Regions from separate parts of the Homo sapiens genome. Here region 1 is linked to region 2. Evidence: chromatin contacts called from ENCODE Hi-C or POLR2A ChIA-PET data. All regions are on one chromosome and are shown on one strand. Each heading gives the region's core, a stretch centred on a gene start or an enhancer-like site at or near the end of the contact. The rest is flanking DNA. Distances are from core to core; before and after follow the strand shown.

Evidence for each region. A loop is a pair of places that touch in the nucleus more often than their neighbours do. ChIA-PET counts read pairs that join two places held with the same protein, here RNA polymerase II (POLR2A). Pooled maps may share reads with other maps.
Region 1: a map with no recorded cell type shows a loop between it and region 2 (4-fold over the local background). The contact joins the promoter of SLC35F3-AS1 here to the enhancer-like site in region 2. A Hi-C loop is called at or near these places in 1 of 168 maps with a recorded cell type or tissue (pancreas), 1 of 37 single-sample maps with no recorded cell type and 6 of 50 pooled maps. POLR2A ChIA-PET finds 5 or more read pairs at or near these places in 2 of 52 experiments (A549 and activated CD4-positive, alpha-beta T cell).

The regions. Positions count from the first base shown.
Region 1 is chr1:234,270,592-234,277,303 of GRCh38, forward strand. SLC35F3-AS1 (SLC35F3 antisense RNA 1) reads right to left here and starts at 2,431. Exons shown (of 2, transcript NR_183711.1): 1 at 1,611-2,431; 2 at 1-840. The region is part of intron 3 of SLC35F3 (solute carrier family 35 member F3); the gene reads left to right. LOC105373206 (a long non-coding RNA gene) reads left to right here and starts at 2,472. Exons shown (of 2, transcript XR_949283.4): 1 at 2,472-3,292; 2 at 3,577-6,238.
Region 2 is chr1:234,355,208-234,362,448 of GRCh38, forward strand. It overlaps the pseudogene RPS15P2. Among named protein-coding and RNA genes, the nearest start is that of COA6, 15 kb to the right of the region's middle. RefSeq lists enhancers at 1,490-1,609, 1,650-1,749, 1,800-1,909, 1,930-1,979. Within about 2 kb of position 1,689, at least 8 of the 41 ENCODE cell types and tissues checked have a DNase peak (open chromatin) inside an H3K27ac peak, as active enhancers do.

The sequences.
Region 1 (6,712 bases), core at 1,181-3,680, 84 kb before region 2:
ACAGAGCCCTTGGAGAAAGTGGTAATTGCCTACAAAGCTCATTGCACATTCTGGAGGTCCGTGCTGGCCCAGCCCTGCTAACTGTGATGGATGGACATTCTAAGCTGAGATGAGAGCAAAGGCTTTTTGCGAGACAAAAAGGCAACTGATTGTTTCAGGCATCACTCTTGAAGGATGTTCGTGTAACAACTTGCAAGGCCAAATTGGGATGATGCCTGCCTGACGCAGGGCTTGTCAAGGTGGGAGGCAGGTGTTGTAGTGGCCCAGGAGAGGCAAGCTTGATGATGCTGCTCAGAAGTTGTCCTCATCATGCTTATAGAAGGTTTAGTGTTGACCAGTGCCAATTCTATGCATGTTGTGATATGGGAAAACATGGCCTCTTCTGGGAAGAAGGGATCATCTTCTCTCCAGCAACACAACTCCAACAGCAGAATAATTTGATTGTAGGCAATAGCCTAAGTGTGCATTTCTTGGATTCTAAAGAACCCATTTCCTGTGGAATTTTATTGCTGTTAAAACTTGGATGAAGTTCAAATCATAGGCTTTCTAAAATAGTCAGAGGCCAGCTATAAATTTAAAGATGTGTGGGAAATATGAGTCAGTCGAGTCCATTCGGTTGCCCCAATCATTACTACTGAGATAGACTTTCTACGTAGGTTTATTCCTATTGTTGTCATGAGGGTCCGAGAAGGCACAAGAACTGAGCAAAAAACACACTTATTTTGAAGCATATACAGGGCACCTATAGTATGATGAGTCATTCTTCATTTTCAGATCGTTAAAAAGAAAAGTCCTTGAAATCTTGTTGCTGAACTCTTGTGGAAACTAGTAATACAGAAACTGAAAACAGAATTATTAGTAAATGTCTCACCTTCTCTGGTTCAGAGTTTTTTCGTTTTGTGAAAGAGAAATAATGCTCTTTCTGTTATCTTTGATTGAACAGGTGTTTGTGAGGTCCCTTGAGACCCATCAGGGAAAATGTAAAAGGTGCTATAAATTTTAAAATGTTATTTATTATGCATTGATGTTATTTAATAATAATACATTTGCCGAAAGCAAGAACTTCATTCATTGAGATTTGTGTCTCAGGTTTTATCATATCATGAATAGACTTTGTACACAAAGAAAAACTAAAATATTGCTAGTAAATCAATCTGGTACCATGATCCCAGTGAATAATGATAATTCCTTGACCTTCAATTAATGAGTGCAGGGATTGAGCTCCATTTAAGAAATGTGTGAAGAGAACAAGGCCAGATGCAGTGGCTCAGGTCTGTAATCCCAGAACTTTGGGAGGCGAAGGTGGGTGGATCGCTTGAGTCCAGGAGTTCAAGACCAGCCTGGACAACATGGCAAAACCCCGTCTCTACAAAAAAATACAAAAATTAGCCAGGCATGGTGGAGCATGCCTGTAGTGCCAGCTACTTGACAGGCTGAGGCAGGAGGATCATTTGAGCTCAGGATGCAGAGGCTGTAGTGAGCCAAGATCATGCCATTGCACTCCAGCCTGGGCAACAGAGCGAGACTCTGTCTCAAAAAAAGAAAGAAACAAATGTGTGAAGACAACAGGCAGAGAATGATAAAATCCATTCATATTTAAGAATCCTTACCTGGCCCTCCTAATGGAATATTCTAGAACCGTGTATACTTTCCAGGGTATGGAAAGTAGGAGTAATAGAAGGGCAGCACGTAATTATTAATAAAACTTTTCAAAGAGGACAGGAAACAAGACCTAAAGCGTTCTAGAAGTGGAGAAACTCACTTCAACCACAGACTATAAGACCAGACAAGTTAAGAAGTAGCACTTCCAGAACATCTTTGCATGTATACTTTTGGAGTAACATCTTCATCTCTGATCCTCCCCTGCATTTGAAATTGTTCTGAGATAGGGTGGACTGGGATTGTGGGGTGAGGGTAGGGTACAGACATAGACCAATCCAGCCGTCTTCAGATGAGTCATGAAGGAAGTCGAGAGATGGATGAGGACTTGGCCTCTGTGCTCTTCAAGATCCCTTCCACCCTGGAGAGTCTGTGTCCTGTGACTTCCCCAAAGAAGCTTTATTGCTCTTTCTGAAGATGCTTCTAGAACAGCATTGGGTCTTTCTTAAATCTCAGGTTTTCCCATTCTTTTTCCTTTCCATGATAGTGACCACTCCCATATAGACTTGCTTTCCAAATGGCGTGCTGCCTGGTTCCACATGTCCTCTTGGTGGGTGGCTGCCTGCCCCTGTTTGTTGTTCTCTTGCCTGGCTGCTGCTTCTCCCAGCCAGTGTGGACAGCAGGCTCGCTGCCCCTGATGTGCCATGGGGTCAGCACAGCATCAGAACTCTCAGGTGGACTTGGAAGCCCGCGCAGGACAGTCACAGCCCCTGGGGGCTTTACTAATGAGGCTACATGAACTGCCTCTCTGGTCGGCACTCCTCGGATCCCTCTCTTGCTTTTCTGTCACCTTTTCCTTGTATTCCCTAATCCATTATTGAATCATGTGTGCATTATGTCATCATCTGACACCTGCTGCATTCAGGGAATTGCCAGCATGGGCTCACTCCAGCTGTCCCTGCCTGGTTCTCTGGAGTTGGCACTCCTACCTTCAATGCATCGATTTGAATCATTATTTCCAAACCCAGACGTCTGACTGCCAGCTGTGTCTACTTATTTTTACTATCCCTTATACAGGCTGTTGCCTATAAGTCTTCAGAAGCTTGGCGATGGCTTTCTTTGACTTTCTTTATTGATGACTGCCCAGAAGGGCCCACACCGGTGTGAGTGGTACAGGGGATGCAGGGAACGCAAGCCCAGGCAACCCCCCTCCCACGAGCCTCCCTACAATTCCAGCAGTCTGTCCTGCCCCCCTATCTGGAGTAGCCAAGAACTTAGGTTTGTGCTGAGCATTTTTGAAGAGGCAGCAGGAAGGCCAGAAGCACATCCTGCTATCACAAAATAATACTCCATCTTTCAGGATCGTGAAAATTTGAGTTATAAATTACGTGATACAGATTCTAAATTATGCAAGACTTCACAAGAGGTCAGGTGAAGGCTGGATGGCCTCAGAAGGATGGCTTCAGAAGGCCTTCAGAAGGATTGCTACAATTCATCATGCACAAGGTGTTGAGGGTCTGGAGCAGGGAAGGAATCGGGGGCATCTGAATGGAGAAATGGGGACTTGATGGAGGATTCATGAAATGATTTTTAGGATACTTGAGGGCTTGGGAGGAATACACACAGTCTGGAAAGTCCCCCTGCTTAAGGGTGCCACAATCCAGCTCCCGGAGGCATCCAGATGAAGCAAAAGGTAAGACTGACCAGCACAAGTGACTGTGGACCGCATACTCATTACATGCTGCACATGGTAGCATTTGTGTACAAAATAGGCCACATGCTGGATAGTGTTTTGGTTAAAAAAAAACCATCACATGCATTGAACTCCACTTTTAAAAGGAAAAACAGATACAAAGTCAGTTATCTATGGTCTCCATAGCTTGATTCTTAAAAATTGGGGTTAGCGAAATGTTGATAGTTCTCAGGGGGAAATGTGAACGTTGGTTCTAATTAAAACTGTCTTATTGGAATTTCCAGGCAGCTGGAGAACAAATACAAAAATCTTAATTAAAAGACCGTTTTGTGAGGTCTTCAACTTCTTCTCCATTTCACCAACACGCTGCACAGTCTGTGTATTCAGCGTCACCAAAGAGATTTTTAATTCATCAGCCTGGTTTTTGTGGATTGTTCGTTGCCTTCTCAGTGCTGTAACACATAGAGACACTGGTACAGGCATTAGGAAGGATGGGAGAAGATACCAAATGGTATAAGACATGGTCTGGTATTTCCAGGGATAGGATCATCCATTTAGGAAAACAGCTACATAGAGACATGCACAACATTACAAAGAAACTCGAGAAATTTCACAGAAAACAGCACATAATCAATTGTCAAGTGGGATCCCTGGATAGTAACTTCAGGAAAGAGGAATGTCTGTGAGTGAGCACACCAAGGCCAGGGCACGAGACGCCAGGGCTCCCTGCTGACAGTAGGATAATGCACTTCTCTGCTCATCTCCTAACCACACTTGGAAAAGCCATCCAAGCCAAGGCGATTGTGATGGTGCAGATTCCAACTGCTGAGGAAGAACACCCTGGCTGGTGACTTTGCCCCTAGTCCTTGTCTATCTAGTCCTCACAAACATTAATCTTCAATGTTGTATACAAAAGCAGACAGAATTCTGCATTTCAAGGACTCTATTTCTGTCTTAAAAGTGGCATGCAGGCTTGGAGGATGCCAAAGAACAAAAAATGCCATGCAGAATACTAGAGAGGGATTTTATTTGCATTAAATGAAAAAGAATGAGTTCTCCATCAATGCCCTACTTCTTTCTTCATATACCACATTCCCACCCACTCCTATTCTATTCCAGACCCTCACCACCTTGTGACATATATTGCCACAACCCTTCTGAAAGCCTCCCTCATCGGAAAATCCAAAATCTGAAATGCTTCAAATCTGAAGGTTTCTGAGCACCGACAAGACCCAAGTGGAAAATTTCACACCGGACCTCATTTGATGCGTCACAGTCAAAACGTAGTCAAAGCTTTGTTACATGCACAAAATTCTTTAAAATATTGTAGAAAATTACCCTCAGGCTATGTGTACAAAGTGTATCAGAAACGTAAATGGTTTTCTTGTTTAGACTTGGGTTCCGTCCCCTGAGATAACATCATTGTGGATATGTAAACATCCCAAAATCCCAAAAAAAAAAAAATTAGAAATTCAAAATACTTCTGGTCCCAAGCATTTTGGATAAGGAATACTCAGCCTATATCTCATTCATTAAGATATCAATTTCATTCCCCTGAATTCCTTATTTTATGTCACCCCTAGTTAAGAGAACACAGATTCTTTTCTCAATATTGCAGAGACAGAGGGATGCTCAAAACTCCTACATCAGCTGAGATAGATAGGTGGGTGGGTTGGCTTGTAGGTAGGTAGTTAGGTAGGTAGATAGACAGACAGACAGACACACACACACACACAAACATACACACACAACACATATCCTGAAACAGACACACATCACTCAGGTCCTGACCTCAGATAGTCAGTTTTCCTGCAGTATGTTCTCCGATCAGGTCAACTCTGATAAATGAAACATCATTGGTAAGTATTGAAAAAAAAAAAATATATATATATATATATAGCACAGAAGATGCTGCTGCTGCTGCTGCTAGCTAACATTTGTTTAGTATTAATATGTGCCAGGTACTATTCTAAGCACTGTGCACATATTAAATAATGTAAACCGAATAAGAACTCAGTAGAGTAGGTACCTTTATTTTCTTCATTTCCATATAAGACTGAGGCACCAGCAGCTTTCATCCTTTGCGCAACACAACACAGCTATGAAATGAAAGAGTCAGAAGATGAGCTCAGGTGGTCCAAGCCCAGAGCCCACACTCTTCATCATATATGAGGCAACATTGGGAGAGGGTAGGTAGTTGCTATGAGACCTAGTAATGGTCATCAACTCAGCATTTTATCACCCCTTTTTACAGTTAATTAAGTAGGATATTTTAATGCAACAGAAATCAGGACAAATTCTCATTATAGCCAGTCTGTAAAGAGAAATGCTAAATTAAGCCTCTTCAATTTCAGAAATGCTGAAATCTAGTATATTTCCGGTCCTCCAACATGATGCGGCTATGGACCTGAGATAAGCTCTGAATGCCTGTCTTTTCTCATCCACAGTGAGACTCATTCACCAGAATCTGTGCATGTTCAGAACAGAGAGACTTAGAAGCTAGAGGAGGTCACGCAAGGTCGTGTAGCAGAGGCAGTGCTGGGCAGCTCAGTGTGGGAGACCCTCCCAGTATCCCTCTACTGTGTATAAGGCAGAGTACACATTCTAGATAACATTACAGCTTATTGTACATGGATTCTAACTAACTCAGTAGAAAGCTTCATGAAGATGGGAGCTGTGTCCTGTTGATCCATATCTATCACCAGGACCTGGCCCAGTGCCTGAGACAGAAGACATAACGGGTAATTAACAAGGAGGATTATGCACAGGAGAACAAACAGAACACACCTCTCTATTGCGACAACTCTCATTCAAGCAGACTTATTCTCCAGGCAGGTCACGTTCTATGCCTGTATTTCTGCTTTATAAATGGCTTGCAGGCCTGGCAGGTGCCAAAGAAAAAATAAAATGTCATGCAGAAAAATAGCGATTTTATTAAATGAAAAATGAGGAAGACTCTTATTTGGATGTTAATGGAATCCAGCTAGGGCCTTGCTATAAATAACATTTGGTGCCCAGCATCTGGCCTCTTGCCACTGGCATCAACAGTGAAGCAGGTGGAGGGCAAGAGGGGCTGATGTGGGCACCCAGGGGGAGTTTGGGGGTGTTCCTCTTCCCCTCAATGCTGGGCTTTCTCTGAACACTCATAACTTAAAATAGCAGTTTCTCAATTGTTTAAGAGGAAAGGGGAAAGACCAGAGCCATTCTCACAGGGATGATGGTGCCCTTCTCTAATGTCATCCCAGCCCTTGGCTCTTCACAAAACCATCATCCACAGTCCAATGAGAGAAACTAAATCCAGCTACCAGGGCTCTGTGTGGCCGGCGGTAGGTTGGGGGTTGAGGGGGAGTGTCCTCCCTGTCCCTGTGGATGAAGGTAATGGGGAGAGGCCAGCAGGCAGTGAAATGAGTGAGGGAGAGA
Region 2 (7,241 bases), core at 439-2,938:
CTATATATAATGTACTGATAAAAATACTTGGTATAAAGTAAATAATAAATGTGTATTTATCATATCATTAACATGGTAGGAAGTCAATATATGTTCTCTAAACTTGAAAAGTTAAGAAATATTCTATATAGAAATGTGGAGGTAAGGAAAATGGAAGAGTTGAAAATTGGGTGAAATAGGGGATAGACTATTGGCTTTCATAAAATCCTCGTAGACCTCTTCGATTTAAAATAAACTTTGTGGCCAGGCGTGGTGGCTCATGCCTGTAATCCCGACATTAGGGAGGCTGAGGCAGGCAGATCACTTGAGTCCAGGAGTTCGAGACCAGCCTGGCCAACATGGCAAAACCCCATCTCTATTAAAAATACAAACATTAGCTAGGCGTGGTGGTGCATGCCCATAGTCCCAGCTACTCAGGAGGCTGAGGCATGAGAATTGCTTGAACCCCAGATATGGAGGTTGCAGTGAGCCAAAATTGCACCACTGCACTCTAGCATGGGAGACAGAGCGAGACTCTGTCTCAAAAAATAAATAAAAATAAAATAATAAAGAAATAAAAAATGAAATAAACTTTATACATAGACTACTATGATAAAAATAAAACTTAATTCCAAACAAGGTGGCCTTCTTTCCAAAAGCCCTCTGCCTATTGAAAGATAGCTGAGTGAGACTTAATGAGCTCTTCCTTCATATAATGACATTTGCTATATTTGGCCAACTTTCTGCTCCACCATTAAGCCCGATTATCTTTGCTGACACTTAGAGCACATTTACTTTAGATAGGAAATCGAAGGCCAAACAGAAGAGACAAAGTCCCTACCAAGTAAACATGGCCTCTCCCCAGAGTACCACACAAGATAATATATCACATTTTCTATAATAGACCTTAGGGGTTCAAATCCTGGATCTGCCATTTAGTAGCAATGTAATTTTTGACAAGTAATTCACCTCTCTATGTTTATTTCCTGTGAATTGTACCAAGTCTGCGAGGAAATCTATAGGTCATGCCCTACCTTCTTAAGAATCAGCTCTTAAGGAACAGTCATTAGTGTAATGTTAGGCAACAATTTTAGTGAACAGAAATCCCCAGAGCAACCAGAGAAAGCAGAGCACACTCTGTTCTGAGAACTCTTCAGTAAAATAGAAAGCATGTCCTGAACCAGACCCCAGGCCCTTCATTACACTACCCATCTCTGGTACTTGGAAGATCATGAGATAATAGCCTAGGGGCTATAATAGCCCCTAGCCAGAGGCCCATTTACTAACCCCACTGGTATAAATGGAAAAAGTTTTATAATTTAACTCATTAAACTTAATGCAAAAGTATAACATAATTAGGAAACACACCTTTGATTTCTCTAAAGATGAAAATACATCTGGGGATTGAAAATCTATGAGGTGTGAAGGAAAGGAGACAGAATATTAGCTACCACACTTATTTGCATATCTTTTTTTTTTTTTTTTTGGAACCATGTGCGCCTTTATTAGCTGAGCCACTACTTGAGAGGGATGAAGCAGAAGGAGTGGGTGGCGCCGATGCCGGACCGGCATTGCTTTACGGGCTTGTAGGTGATGGAGAACTCGCCCAGGTAGTGGCCAATCATCTCGGGCTTGACCTCCACCTGGTTGAAGGTCTTGCCGTTGTGGACGCCCACCATGCTGCCCACCACCTCGGGCAGGATGATCACGTCCCTCAGGTGCGTCTTCACCACTTCCGGCTTCTCCATGGGCGGCGCCTCCTTCTTGGCCTTGCGCAGGCGCTTCAGCAGGTAGTGCCGCTTCCGCCGCAGGCCCCGGTTCAGCCGCCGCCGCTGGCGCGCACTGTACAGCTGCATCAGCTGTTCGTAGGACATGTCCAGCAGCTGGTCCAGGTCCACGCCGCGGTAGGTGAACTTGCGGAAGGTCCGCTTCTTCTTCTGCTCTACTTCTGCCATCTTGCCGGATCCTCAGAAAGAGCTATTTGCATATCTAAAGGTTGTTTTCCTGATGAAAGCAATCACCATTGTTAACAGATGTGAGCGTAAATGGCTAACCATCATGATCAAGAAAGTTTCAGCTGATAATAAGCTTCAGTATTACTTAGATAATGCTCTTTTATACTATTAATATTCAAGGTATTTATTTAAAACAGACCAATGGATTTCCATGAAAACCTTCTCTATTGCCTAAGTGACTAAGGTTCATGCTGGCACTACTAGATTATTTTAAAATTTTCAGGAAATTCAGGCCTACTTCGATTTTTAAAATCATGCATCCTGGTTAAGTTAAAACTCTATTTCACTCTTCTCCCAGGTCACATTTAAAACGTTTCATATAACCTCAAAAAACACAAGCAAAAAATGAAGTCTCTAATTGAGCTTGTGAATTCTACAACTCTTCCTACTAACCAAGTGGATATTAAAGGGGGTACAAATACCTGAAGGTTTTATGAAGGATTTATTTGATAAAATTCATAATGTATTTAGTTTTCAATCAAGCTTCAAAACATAGAATGATGATTCAAATGTCTGGGACAGGAAAGTCACTGCAATTTCAAGGAACTCACAGTAAGTGTCAAGAGCCTCATCCCTGAGGCTTGGTGAAAGGTTTAAATAAGATAATGAATGTAAATCATGTGTACTGACTACATAGTAAGTAATCAATAATATCTGCTACTATCATTGAAAACTATGGACTGGATGCCATTATACATGGGAGTTCTGTGGTTAGATAAGCATAGCCCAAAGATTCTTAATAATCACCAACCTGGAGGGAAGTCACTGTTAGGGATATGATGAGGGCTATGAATTTTGTATGCTTTGATAGTCTAGTTAGAAAAGCATAATTGAAGATGTCTATCAAACCTGCAGGGGGTGGCAGTGCTAGAAGAGATAATTCCATAGTTTGAATGACAGACTCAAGATCAAAAGGAGCTCAGACTGAGATGATGGGCTATAATAAACAAGATATTTAAGCATGTTATTCTCCTGCTTAATTACTTTCAGTGGCTTTCTGTTGCTGACCACTGAATGCCCTCATGTCTCAGCATGGCATTGAGTACCCTCTACATTAGAACCTTGTCTGGATTTTTTTGGTATCTCCCACCACTACCCTACAGATGCCCATCTCTTTATCTGAGCTTCTTCTTGTTCCCAGATCTTGCCCCTACCGTACTACCTGTTTCTTCTTGCTATAGACTGAATGTTTGTGTTCCCCAACCCCAAATTCATATGCCCAATGTAATCCCCAATGTGAGGGCATTTGGATTGGAGGTAAAGCCTTTGGGAGATAATTAGTTCATGAGGGTGGAGTCCTCATGTATGGAATTCGTGCCCTTATACAGGAGACCCCAGAGAGCTCCCTTGCCTCTTCCACCTTCTGAGGACACAGGAACCAGGAAGCAGGCTCTCAACAGACACCAAATCTGCCAGCTCCTTGACCTTGGACTTACCAGCCTCCAGAACTCTGAGAAATAATTTTTGATTTTTTATAAGCCACCCAGTTTGTATTAGTCTTTCCTACACTGCTATTAAGAACTACCTAAGACTGGGTAATTTATAAAGAAAGAAAGGTTTAATTGACTCACAGTTCCACAGGCTGTACAGGAGGCATGACTAGGGAGGCCTCAGGAAACTTACAGTCGTGGCAGAAGGCAAAAGGGAAGCAAGCGTGTTTTCAGGTGGTGGCAGGAGAGAGAGAAAGAGTAAAGGGGGAAGTGCTGCACACTTTTAAATAACCAGATCTTGTGAGAACTCTGCCACAAGATAGCACTAGGGAGATGGTGCTAAATCATAAGAAACCATCGATCCAATCATCTCCCACCAGGCCCCACCTCCAACGTTCAGATCACAATTCAACAGGAGATTTGGGTGGAGACACAGAGCCAAATCATATCACAGTTTATGGTATTGTTACTGCAGCCTGAACAGGCTAAGATGGTGCCGGCCTGTCTCCCACCTGTTTCTGAACATCCTATTCATCCTGTTTGGCTCAACTCAAAAGTTACTTCCTTCATGAAGAAGTTCCCAGTCCCCCAAAATCAAATAAGCACCAAGTCTGCCCTCGAGTGCCACCTATCTCACACCACTGCCTCATATTGGATGTCTTGGTGACCTTGGTCAGTCCTCTTATTAACTTCCAAGTCTCTTAAAGGCAGGAACTGTTTCCATTATGCAGACTGCATTCTTAAAAGTATTCATGAAACAAATAAATAAATGATATATGTGAAGTCCTCTGTTCGTGGCCAAACCAAAATCATTTCAGGGGAACAGGATGAATGAAAAATCACATCTTAGGGTTGTAGCTGCTGTAAGTAGAATAAGTGCAAATATCGTGGGCACTAAAAGCTAATAAAAACATAGGGTACACTATCCAGAGGACAGAATAACTCTCTGGTTACCAGATGTGAGGCAATTAACATTCTATGTGGGTTCTGATTATTGAATGCTTAAAGAATTGCTCTAGTGTGGGCTAATGGTGGGAAGGGGCTTCACCTGTAGTGTGTTGAAGTCTCATTTACTATGCCAATAACAGCACATTCCTCACCCTGGAACCTGAGTAATCTCTATACATCCTCAGGCCTAAAGAGACAAAAAAGCTCAAATCTTAGGTCTCTCATGGCTGGAAAGGGGACAAACTGGTCGAAAGTATGGCTTCATCTTATGTTATGGTGGGAAATAATAGAATATTGGCTGCTATGAGGGATAGGCTGGGAGTCAGGTGGGAGGTGAACATTAAGAAGGAGAGGGACTGACCTGAAGCCTACGGAGTGTTGCTATCACTCATCACAGGGTTAATTTTGAGAGGCATCTATGTTTGTGCAGTTGCGTTTTCTGTAAACATTATTGTTTTGCTCCACTATGGTATTTCTTAAAGTGTTTTGGAAAAGTAAGGAAAGAGGCCGGGCACAATGGCTCACGCCTATAATCCCAGCACTTTGGGAGGCTGAGGCAGGTGGATCACTTGAGGTCAGGAGTTCGAGACCACCTGGCCAACATAGTAAAACCTCATCTCTACTAAACATACTAAAATTAGCCAGGTGTGGTGGCACACGCCTGTAGTCCCAGCTACTCAGGAGGCTGAGGCAGGAGAATCCTTTGAACCCGGTGGGTGGAGGTTGCAGTGAGCCGAGATAGCACCATTGCACTCCAGCATGGGTGACAGAGTGAGACTCTATCTCAAAAAAAAAGAAAAGAAAAGGAAAGAGATTAGATTAAGATTAAGTACCTACTTCCTCTCCCACTTCAAGTCCTGGAAATAGAGGATCAGAAATGTTGAGGAATTCTTTAGGATAGAAAGGAGATGGGATTTTACTTATGGGAAGACAGCAAATAAAGACTGCAACTTAACACATACACAGGTGAAAGTGTTAGCAAGAGTAGGAACCATTTGCTCTACATAACTCCAGAAAAAACTCATACTAAAATGAAAACATAAAGCAGGCAGTTCTGAGCAATTCCCATCCTTTCTCTACAAAAAGAGAGACGGTACTAAATAAAACATAATTTAGCAATCACAAGCATGAACAGATAGACCACAAAATTTACCGAGCATTTAAGCAAGATCAACACTATGAATGAAGACATTAAACCAAAAAGTCAGAGGCACTACCATCTAAGGAAAAGGAATAAATTATAAATTAAAAGAACATAAGAGAACTAAAATAAGGTGTAATTAATGTTTTCAAAAGATAGCATAAAACAAGAGCAAGAACAAATTGCTTTATCATATGGGATCTAGCCTTCAGCTCTGAATGGGAGATCCTATTACTGACAAAGTCTGTCTTTCCAAAATGGGGTCTTTCTCTGTTCAGTTCAGAAGCCAATACACAAAAACAAAAGTGAGCATCAAGCAGTTCAGGTTTCGTTCGATGGCCATAGAATTGAGAAGTGGGAGCTTGGCTCACAAATCAATTTCATAGCTCTTGCAAGTGAGTATATCACAAATATAGGGCATCTTTAATGAAGGGGTTAAGCATTAAGAGCAAGAGGAGGAATATTCATGTCTTTTCTGGGAATGGGCAGAGAACCGCTCAAAACCAGAGTGCGCTTTCCTTTTTGTCCTTTCATGGTTTCCTCTGGCTGTTGTCAGGGTGATTGTCAACTGTCATGGCACTGGTGGGAGAGTCGTTTAGCATGGACATTAGACTATAATGAAGTTAGAGGTTCTTCAGAGGTCAAGTGAGCTGCCATCTTGGATCCAGTCTTAGTAAGTTAGATCACAAGGGGGAAATTCAGACCTCAGGCATCCTGTTTCCTAAAGATAAGCAGGGTTAAGACAGGATAGAAATTCACCTAGGTCATGTAGGCATTACAATGTGTAACAATCCTAAATATCAACTCTCATGACTGGCCTAGGACCTTGAAACAACAGGAACTATGTCCAAATACCATGAAACTTTCATGTAGTATCAGTGTTAATGTCAGTATGTAGATTCTTTGGCTTGCAGGGAGGACTTGCGTGGCAGAAGTGCTTTGGTAACAGAAAAGAAAATTTAACTTGTGAGCTCTTTCTTCTCAGGTAGCACGAATGTAACAGACTCCTGTATGACAAAATATATTTTCCCAGGAATGGCAAGCACCCATTTTTGTCCAATTCATGGTTCTGGAGGTACTTACAAATTAGTGTGATGTTCATAATAGTTGCTCTCAGAAATTGCAGAACAGTTTGCAATTTTTTTTTTTTAAAAGGGGTCTCGCTCTCTTGCCCAGGGTGGAGTGCAGTGGCGTGATCTCGGCTCACTGCAACCTCCGCCTCCCAGGTTCAAGAGATTCTCCCACTTCAGCCTCCTGATTTGCTGGGACAACAGACATGCACGACCATGCCCAGCTAATTTTTGTATTCTTTTGGTAGAGACAGGGCTTCACCATGTTGGTCAGGCTGGTCTCGAACTCCTGACCTCAAGTGACCTGCCCGCCTTGACCTCCCAAAGCACTGGGATTAGAGGCATGAGCCACAGTGCCCAACCACATTTTTATTATTAAACAATTCATAATACTCTTAAAGATGTATGCTTAAAGGTCTAGAGTGAGACATGATACCAATTTGTTATACTGACAGCCAAACTTTGTACACTAAACTTGTAAATATTTTTTACAAACACATTTAGTAAGTATGTAATTAAATGTTTAGAAAATTAAATAAAAACTCAACTCATTATAATAATAATGATTTATTGTTTCATAGACCTTGATTATCACTGGTTTTGCCTTATAGATTTTAATAGATAAGTTTGAATACTTGAGCATAACCACATCATGAAA